2 separate regions of the Mus musculus genome follow, and region 2 is linked to region 1. The links are chromatin loops, found by intact Hi-C in ENCODE. Cell type or tissue: gastrocnemius. All regions are shown on one strand. Links, peaks and the distances in the headings refer to the core of each region. The heading gives the core; the rest is flanking DNA. Region 1 has its middle 22 kb from the start of Mir344g. Region 2 holds the start of Mir344-2 (microRNA 344-2).

The links. Peaks named below come from ENCODE experiments on the same cell type or tissue, not always from the same donor. Only the 100,000 strongest peaks of a DNase experiment are listed, where the experiment ranks them.
Region 2: a loop joins it to region 1, with 4 times the contacts of the local background. A loop is called at or near these places in 2 of 42 quality-filtered maps.

What each region holds. Positions count from the first base shown.
Region 1 is chr7:62,001,331-62,006,732 of GRCm38, forward strand. No RefSeq gene overlaps it. Among named protein-coding and RNA genes, the nearest start is that of Mir344g, 22 kb to the left of the region's middle. In gastrocnemius, for the core only: no CTCF peak of the experiment used is centred there; a DNase peak (open chromatin) is centred at 3,242.
Region 2 is chr7:61,938,075-61,943,476 of GRCm38, forward strand. It overlaps Mir344-2 (microRNA 344-2), which reads right to left and starts at 2,032; the gene lies at 1,953-2,032. It also overlaps the pseudogene Gm3257. In gastrocnemius, for the core only: no CTCF peak of the experiment used is centred there; DNase peaks (open chromatin) are centred at 666 and 2,060.

The DNA.
Region 1 (5,402 bases), core at 122-5,121:
AAGTGTCTCCTAGATGACAGGAGAGCTGAACTCACAAAATCTCAACAATTATAATACCTAAACAAAAATAACAAAATGACATGACAATCTTCATCCAGTGTAAATGTTGGAACTCTCACAGGCCTTGATACTGGTTGAAAATCAACTGGTAATTAATGGATGCTAAGATACAATCAGTCTTCTTGGACAATGCCTTTTTTAATCTGAGAAATATCAAAGCATTATCCCTAAGCATGCATAAACACACACACACACACACAAATATACACAAAAGTGTGTATATGTATATTTGTATATGAATATATATATGTGTGTATGTATATGGCTAGAACCTATATATGTATAGTTCAAGTGATATATATATATATATATATATATATATATATATATATATAAATGTATCAGTATCAAATAATACACCAAATTAGTGTGAAGTGTTTTATAGTTTCATAGTGGTAAAGAAATAATAAAGAGGTATATAATTTTTTAAAAAGCTGTCAAAATATATTCATATTTTTGGCATTCATTTTTGAGCAGTATATGTGTATTTTATTACTGTGGGTAGCATATAACCTACAAGTCTATCAAAAACTAGAGGAGTACTTGAGATTTTTCTTAGGCATCACCTATCCTTTAAAACTCCTTTTTATATTAATATTTATTTGTAATATAATTGGAAAAATCTACCCCCCTTTTTCTCACTTTAAATTCTTACCCATGTCAACCAATATCCCATTGCAACTTCATGTGTATTCTTTTAACACATACTCTGTCCATACAGTGCTGTCTGTGTGTGCCTAGATGAAGGGACCACCTAATGGATCATGATTATCTTCTCAGGTCAAGTATCCCTGAAGAAAACTGACTCAATCCTCCTGAGGTCAACAAAATGGTACTAGCTTCTCAAACATATGTGCTGGCTTCATGAGCTATGCCTCTCACTATGCTGGTATTTTCTTGACTTGTTCTGATAGATCCATATTTTAGGAGTTTATGTATGCAAATATCCTGCCATGTCCAGCAAATACTATTTTTGGTTCAGAGATCCACTTACTTTGTCTGATTTGAAATAACATTTATTCCTGATCTGGATTTCATCATGGGGACTATGTCATCAGGAAAATACAGAGGTCTCTCTGTCCCTAAACAAAATTTACATTTAAGTAAATGATTGAATATAATTCAAGGAACTTCTCACTACACACTATATGTAATTCTCAAATTTTCATCCAGCTTATCTCAGATGCTATCCTCTAAGATCTACATCTAGTGTCAATTTTAGGTTTCTGAATACAGAACTAAAATCTCAGGAAATTAAAAATACCTGTGTTATTTCCCATTGACCACCAAAAATGTATTGGAACAATAATAGCACAGAAGATTCACCCATATATTATTTGTTATACATTAATCAATTCTTGTAAAAATTTTGCCAATGCTCATTCTAATTTCTAATAAGTTCTCAATGTCTTTCATCCTTAATTTGTATGAAGAGGTTACACTGTTCAAAAGGGATGCAACAATGTATTGCATAGTTTTTTTTTTAATATGGTTGGGTGGGAAATTTAGTATCTTTTAAGTATTATAAGTAAGCATTCCAAATCATATTTTAGAACACATTTATTAAAAGAGAAATGTCATGTGCTATAATAAGGATTATTTCCTTCACCTTACCCACAATCATTCATCCCATTCAATTTCTGCTGGCAATAATTATTTTTAACATCTTCCATCTCTTACTGGCATGTCAGTCTTTCCCTTCATTTTGTTTTCTCTATATTCTTTTCTTCTTTTCCACTTATTATTTTAATTTATATATTCTCTGACAGCTAATTTTATTGTTTTGTTTCTGATATATATATGATAGTGAAAGTCCCAAGTACTTCTGAATATAGACTTGTTTTTCAAAAATCTAAATAAATCCCCATATAAAACTATCAATACTTGTGATCTGATCAGGCGATTAGAAAACAAGCATATTTATAGAGAGACAGACAGATAAAACAGAAGTGGGGAGGAAATCACAATAAGGATATCTAAAATGCCATACAGAATCACACTAAAAACTACAGATATAAAATCCATAATAAACATAAATCTATGACAAATAATACACATATGAAGTTTTCTCATGGAAGCAGACAATGTTCCTTCAACGAAACAAAAACAACAACCGGTATAAGTAGCCCTTGTTGATTTGCTCTTTCATTCTGTCAAAGGGATTGCAAAAGTAGAAAGAATTCCCTATGGCTGAAGACAACATATACTTCAGACACAGGGCATACAGATCCCTGAACACAAACTAACCTGAGTGATTTCAACCTTTGGACTAACTTTCAAGCTACCAGAAAATGCTTCACAAGACTGTAAAGGAAGGAAGCAAACATTCTAACAAGGTGTGATACCTATTAATCAAAATACAAACATAAGAAAATAAACCCAAATTGCTGTTATATCACATTTTCTTTGGCAGTAACTGACAACTCTTTAATTGTGCTTAAGACCTGCTCATCATGAGGAAATTTGTCCTTGGAAACTCAGTTAAATACTGAGTATTAGTGAGTTATGGATCCTTGAGATAAACCTACTATTCCTTCACATTTTACTTAACTAGCATAATCACTAACAACAATCTAATCATTTTATTTATAATTACAGATAATTATAGTTTTCAACCCCCATGAATAAAAATACTCTTTGAAATAGATGGTTCATCCAAACTAACTAGAATTCATGATGCTAGAATGTACTTTCAGTGCTGCTAAAGAATTCAACAATACAATCCAACTACTTTTTACCCTTTGATTTAGAATTGACCTTTGGTTTTAAATTATTTGAAGTCCTCACCTTATGTTTGATCAAGACAAAATGAGGAAAGGTATTTACCCCCTTGTTTTCTGTTTATTGAATACAATGGTGGATCATCATACACCTGACTGTCTGACTTGAAATAGAGTGATTTCTCTCACTGGAGGTTAATTTTATCATTAGATTATCATGTGTTCTTTTTAGGTCCTTTATTCTATTCATTCTCTGCAATTTCATTTCCTAGGACATTAGTAGCAGAAAAACAAAACAAAACAAAACAACAACAACAACAACAACAACCAAAAACCTTAAGGTTAGGAACATTTGCTCACCTTTAAAAAAAATGACCACTGTGGAGAAGGTATACCCTGCTAGCAGACAGACACCAGAAAAAACTCAGAATTGGGAACAGCAGGAGTGGAGCCAGCTCCCTGCCAAACTACCTGATCTGGAACAGGCAACCATGACACCACACTGAGAGGACCATGACAACCAGTCACTGTAGCATAAAAAAACTAATGGTAATAGGGTATCTAAGTATTTTCTGAGTGTTTAGCCAAAGAGCTTCCCTTCCTGGGCATTCTGTCTCTCAAAAAGTATTCCATCCCTGGTTCACCCCGAATAAGGTGTATGCATTAACATCTGCCATCAAGTAAAACAGTTTGGACAAGCAAGGACTGTTTCTTTCATAAAGTATTGCTTCAGGGGTATGGGTTTGGGAGAGGTCTTTGTTGTAAAGAGCCATTCCTGAATCTCCCAGAGAAAGCCTTTTCTCTTCCAAACCCTCTGTACTATCTGTACTCCCTTTGAAGCAAAACAGGTTCTGCCCTGGAGTGAGTTCAGCCATCCCTTTTCTGCTTGGCATTTAGATACACTCAGAGGAAGTGTAGACCTATGGAGCCCTGTTCTCAAGTCCCAGTAATACTTCAGTGGTGTACATAGCTATCTGGGAAGCTGAGCATCTGTCCCTGACCCCATTGTTTCTCACCTGGAGAAGCATGAACTAGTACCTCAATTATAGACTGTGTTCTGTCTTCCTTGAGCAGCTTGCCATTGGTGTTCAGTCACACCAGGGGCAAAGAAGACACCAAGCCTGGCAGACCACTACAAATAATATACAACACGGGAAGTTTTTTAACTTTACCAATTAATTGCAATTTAATTGGTATTAAATTTAATTGCAATTAATTGGTATTCCATGATTTGTATTCATGGTATTCCATGATTGAATGACACAGCATGCCTATACAAGGTCATTCAGAAGCTGGAATTCCAATGCCTTTACTATTTTCTACAGCATTCCTCAGAGAATCCTCTTTCAATGTGGGTCTGAAGAAGAAAAAAGACATTTCAGACAACCATATTCTAACTAACAGACGTATGGTGGGTATTTATACACAGACAGTGTGAACTTATAGGATTAATTCTTAAATATAAAATGTAAAAAATATAAAATATCAATTCATAAAATACAAACTTGATATGCATTTTTTCAACCTGAAGAGTTGTTACTAGACAACCCAATTGTGTGTTAATTTGTAAAAAAGGGCAACATTTCCTTTTCTCAACTTTTCTAAATTGCCTATATTTCTTTCTGTAGAGTTGTGACCTGGTGTACTCTGTCTAGTTTGATATATTCATTAGTGTCATTCTTATTTAGCTGATTTTTTGGCAGTTGTTTTGCTGAGACTTTATAGGTGGAATTATTTGTATTGCCATGAGAAACAGTATCATACATACTTCAAGATAATTTGGTCCTTACATTTTTTTCTGCTTCTTTTTCGGCAACATTACCTAAGGTTTATATGTGGTAGAGTTTTATAGATTTATCCACTAGTACTGTGCAAGGGCTTCAATGTAGCTGTCCTACAATCTATGATGGCTATGAAGCAAATCAAGGAACCGTATGTCAAAATAGCACTAAGGATGCAATAGGGGTATACATATCATGGAAGTAACCAAGAGTTCTTTCATTGCATTTATGATCTGCTTGACAGGAGGAATATGACACTGGTGTAGGAATCCTAGTTAACTATACACAGATTAGGAGAAATCATACTTATTGGAGTAGGACTTACAGCTACTAATTCATTAAACCAACATAATATACAACTACAGTATATAAACACACATAATATATACTCTCATACTCTCGTCAAGAAAATTTTCTTTTGCAATAGACGGAGATCATTACAGAGAATCATAAACAATCAAAATACAGAGTGGTGGAGCAGAGTCTCCCTCTCATCTTAATACCAACTTAGCCCATTTTGGCTACCTGCTTCTGAATGAAACTACAGAAATATACTGGATCATGGGGAGCTTCTGAGGTCCAACATCCTTCAAAAAAATCCGACACTTTCTTCTCCAATAGCCTATAAAATGCCATTATTTTGGTGATGCAAACGCCTATGATCACTGGCTTACATATTAAAGTGTTTCTCACTAAAATTTACAAAATAATATTGGTTGGCTAGTCATCACTACTAAAAGAATCTGCCATTGTCTTTATGTCCTGGGATTGCACGTCTACAACAATATTCCTGGTGTGTGTGTGTGTGTGTGTGTGTGTGTGTGTGTGTGTGTGTGTGTAT
Region 2 (5,402 bases), core at 103-5,102, 63 kb before region 1:
CATAAAAGTATCCTCAATTAACAAAATCATATTTTAGCTACCCAGTGTTTAGAACTATGACAGTTAGCAGGGGGCAGGAATCTAGTTGCTGGCTCTGAGTCAAGGAGGCCTCTATGGAAGTGAATCAATCCATCAGGAAACTAAGCCATGTGAGCTGCCATGATGACTGTGAACAATAGCAACAAGATGGTGCAGCACATTAACTACAGGATGAGAGGCATCCTGCAAAATGGCTAGATCTTTACTGGACCTTCAAAGCATTTGACAAGCATATGAATTTATCTTCTGTGTCTGTGATGAGTTCAGGAAGATTAAGCTAAAGAACTCCAAACAAGCAGAAATAGAAGAGAAGTGAGTCATTGTTCTGGTGTTGCTTTATGGGGGAGAACCTGGTCTACACGACAGTAGAAGGACCTCCTCCTCCTAAAGATACTGGCATTGCCCGAGTGCCAATTGTTGAAGCTGCTGGATGGCCAGGTATTCTCAAGGCTGCTAGAAGAGGAATCCCATCTGGTGTTCCCATGCCCCAAGTTCCTGTAGGTTTTTCTGGGCTAGTATGAGATATTGGAGGGTCATCCCAGAAGGTGATGACCCCACAAGGAAGAGTTACTGTTGCAGCTGCAGCCAGAGCCAGTAATGCAGGAGTCTCAACTCAGTACACACCTGGTAATGGGTGTCCTCCTCCACCTATGGGTAAAGGGGTCTCCTCCAGGTATAATGGGCCCATGTCCTGGCAAGAGGTCTCCCATTCGTGCCCCAATGGGATCCCTCCTGGCTGAGGAACTCCAATGGGTATGACCCCTTCCTGGGATGTAAACTCCTTCTCCAGGAATGCAGGTATGCTCTGATCTTCACACAGCATTATGTCAGTAGCTTCATAGAGGTGCGGCCCCTATTTTCCAGAGCCAGATTAACAGAGACATCTTTGCTTTTTATGCTGTGAGTAGAGTCTTACTGGATTGTGTGGTTTCCCTTTCAGGGCCCCTCCTTGAGAAATTTGCCCTCCAAGACTCATCTTGGATCTCCTCAGATACTTTTCTGTTTTTTAAAAGGCTATATGTAATCTAATTTCCTGTGTGGCCTATGAAGCTAATAATAAACTGTGAGAATGTTAAAAAATTATTATAGTCATTATCAGGCTTGATAATGAGCAACACAAAGCACTTTAATTTCATAAACACAAGGGATGTATCACAGAGAAGTGATTGGTGAAAAGGTAATGCTAATGAGATGCTGGCCAGTCAATGGATATTCATTTTCAAATAGTGACAAAGAAATTTGCTGAGTACATTTATTTAAGTGAGAGTATAAAACAGAAATCTGATTCCACTGAGAGATAAGTGATTTTCAAATATTCATGTGCCTTGCTGGAGTTCATAGGATGAATGGTACAGGCAGATAGGGTATGTGTTTGCAAAAGCAAAATGACAGTTAAACCTTACTCCAAAACCCTGATCTTAATGCAATTTTGCTATGCCAAGTGCCATTGATATCACTGGGAGGCCTGCTCATTTCTGAAGTGAAATGGACATGCAGAGGAGAAGGGGGCAGAGGGGTCCAGAGCAAGGGGCAGGAGCAGACTCTGTGGCTGGGAAGAGAGAACAACAAATAAACAAAACAAAACAAAACAAAACAAAACAAAACAAAACAAAACAAAACAAAAACAGTTGAACCTCTGAAACCCTGAAACGCAGCATGTCCCCAAGAAAATGTAAGGAACAGATTTCAAACTGTATCACGTTCCTTGCCTTTTTCTTCAGGACTACAGGACTGGGACAGGGATGCTAGATATTAAGCAGAACTAGTGGCTTCAGAAGCAGATTCACATTTCCTACACAGAAGCAGGAGCCTGTGACTAAAGCAGAAGTGTGAGGAATCCCAGAAAAAATCTCTGCCTGTGCCATTTATTGGCTCTGTCGCCTGCAAGGTTCAGGAGCAGTCCTCCTTTTCTTTTGCAGCTTACAGTCAGGCTTTGGCTAGATCAGGTACCAGTTGGTACCTGGAATCTAGCCAGGAGCCTGACTGGTAAAAACCCTGGCTGCAGAGATTTTTATTACCTCTGATTGCCTCTGATTGGAGGAGTACGTACATTCAAATAGAGAATGGACTGAGAACCAATCAGGAGAGAGATCTCAAACCCAGGCATGAAAAGCAAAAGCCTGCAAGCCTGCGGTAACCTTGGAGATCTTCACAAGAGCAGCTGATTCATTTATCTCTCCACCCAACCCCCGCCTTTGTGTTGCAGCAGAAGCAGGGAAAATGAAAGAGAAAAGCTAGAAAAAAAATAAAATTTAACCCTGAGTACTACTGGCTCTAATCAACAATCCACAAACCTGCCCGTTGTACTTAGAGCTAATCATGGATCCGGGTGCCTGGGAATGGATGCTGGCTATCTAGATGAAAGCCTCCATTTCTGTCTGTATCTTTCTGATTTTGAGTCTAGAATGCTATGTGCAGTGTGCTGCTGACTCTTTGTGATATGCTTGTGTCAGTTTCCCCAATGGCTATGATTATATGCTTGAATTATAACAGTACATGTTATATTTGTGTCTATTAGAGTGCCTTATCAAAAGCTGTTTTGGTTTGAAAAGGAAATCTTGCCTTTAAGCCCTACTTAAAATGTATCCAACTAGGGTATTTTTCACAATGTCATAATGATAAGGAAATAGCTTAATAGGTATTTATTTTATTAAAGATTTTTAAATAAATGTATATTCTGAACAATGTTGTGTAAGTGTAGGGAAGGTTTTTATGTGTGGTTGTCCATGTGTCTGCTGGAAAGCAGCAATCATTATTTCTCAGGGGCAATTGATATTCTTAACATTTTTATCCAAAACTAATATATGAAATAATGCATTTGAAAGAAGTATTTTCTCTCTTTAATAACAAATGAATTAATTTAAGACATCTGTGTGTGCATGGACCTGAGATCATCTACTGGCACATGGATTTCCTCTCCAGGCAAGCATCCCGAGAAAATCTGACTATCTTCTATCGATCATTGAATACAAAGAGCCAGTCTGACAGGAGATGGGATTCATGTGTTCTGCCTCTAGCCATGGCAAATTTAGACTGACAGGATATAGTATATGAATTATGCATACAATTACATATGATGGCAACTCATGAATGATATTATGCTTAGATATCAATCAACTAATGATCCAATGCATTGGCACTTGATGATTTGAAATAGTGTTTTTACAAGAAATGGAATTTGCCAAATAGCTTCACCTAATTGGCTAGTGAACCACTGAGCTCTTCCTGTCACCACTCCCCCGAGATATGCCAGGATTGCATGCTAATCATTCCTACATGCCTGCATTTCAATATGTGTGTGCTAGAAACAAACCCCAAAAGCATGTTTTCTCATACATATGTTTCTGACTATGCCATCTACCTAGCTGTACATAGTATAACCTTAAAAGCAAAAAAATGAATTAATGAATGTAGCTCAAAAACCACACAAATGTTCACATTTAGGTAGACATCGATTATTCTTCTCTAATTCTGACTATATACTTAGCATAATTCCAGTTTCAACTTTAGTGTGGTGAGCACACTGAACTAAAATCTTAAGATATGAGCAAGTGTCTGTAAAGTTCCTCTGTGATTCCCCACGCATAAAATGGAACAAGAACAGCACATAGGATTCTCCCATATTTTTCATCTCAGATTTTAGTAGAAATCCTCAACTTTATTGGCTTTCGTTTACAATAAGCTTCATTTATGAATTTATTACGATATGAAACCCTTATAGACAGTCCCTATGTCATTCAGACTGCTTGCTCTTTATTTATCTACTCTTCACAACTGTGCTGTGTTAATGTAAACACTGCAGCTAAGAGTGTGACAAAATTTCAAAGTAAACTGCCTGACTTTACCACCTTTTTCTAGTGATATAATTTGCTAAATTTTACCCATAGAATGTTATTAGTGTCTTGGTGCTCAAAGGCATATCTGAATTTTTAGGTATATCTTTGTTCAGCAATGCAGCCCTCTATCATGTTCAATAAGAAATGTTATGCCTAATACAATAAACATGGCCTACTACATAAGGCTAGTAGTATTGGTGATACTTAAGACATCTTTCAGCTGCTAATTTTCCTGAAATAGTATAGTATGATTTTAAAATGTGTTTTAAATATCTGTCCTTATACTCATAGACATAATTAGTTATAACCTTCAGGGAAACCTTCATTTAGCATCACACAATGACCACTACAGAATTCCACAGCTGTATAAACTTCAAAGAACCACTGACAGGGATGCGTCTGACGCAAATGATGATAGAACAAACTTCACAATTATTCCAACACAGACATAACACTGCCTAAGTGAAGCAAACAGATTGTAATATCCTGAGGAATAGGATGCCTACTGTGAAGGACGTGTTTTCTATGTAGAATAAGCAAGCTACACACATCAAATCTTAAAAATATGTGCATCTACAAAAGATAAAAAGAATGACACTACAAATTGGTATTCCCTCAAGGTGAGAAAGTATCATATCACATACTTGGCTGAAAAACCACAGGCAAATCATGGATGCTTAGAGGGAGAATAGATTTCTCCAAGAACGTATCTTATGATCATATATGTAATGTTCAGAATATAATATACACATCAAGGAGTACTTATGTATACATTTTTACATGAAATAAACAATGGTGATTTATAGAATATAATAAGCATTTAGATAATGTAGCAGGCATTGCATGGATAATGGTAGGAGAAGAAATGTTATAAATAAAGCAAATACAAAACTCAGGTAGGAAACACAAATAAATCAAAGAAGTTTATACCATATATACACACATATACATATGGAATTGGAATGAAATCACTTTGTATTTGGATAGATATTGCTCTCACAACTATAAATCTTATAATATGAAATCAAATCACTGGTTACACTAATGAGTTTTTGAGTGATTGGACATAGGGGCCGTTTAGTCTATTACTCAAACATCGAATACCATTCACAAAACTATAATTAAATATCTACATCATGATTTAGAGTTCCAGTTGCTGAAGATTCTACTTATTTATGTTATTGAAAATGTGAAATACATCTACTGCCCAATTAGAAGCTTCAAAGTTATGGACTGCATTTTATAAGGCTGAACATTAAGCTATATACTACTGGAGGAGAAAAGAAATCATCGGTGGAACAACAATATGAACTAACAAGCACCCCCAGAGCTTGTGTCTCTGCATAGGAAGCAGAAGATGGCCTAGTTGGTCATCATTGGGAAGAGAAGCCCCTTGGTATTGCAAACTTTATATGCCCCAGTACAGGGGAATGCCAGGGCCAAGAAGTAGGAGTGGGTGGATAGGGGAACAGGGGGTGGGGGAGGGTATAGGGGACTCTTGAGATAGCATTTGAAATGTAAATGAAG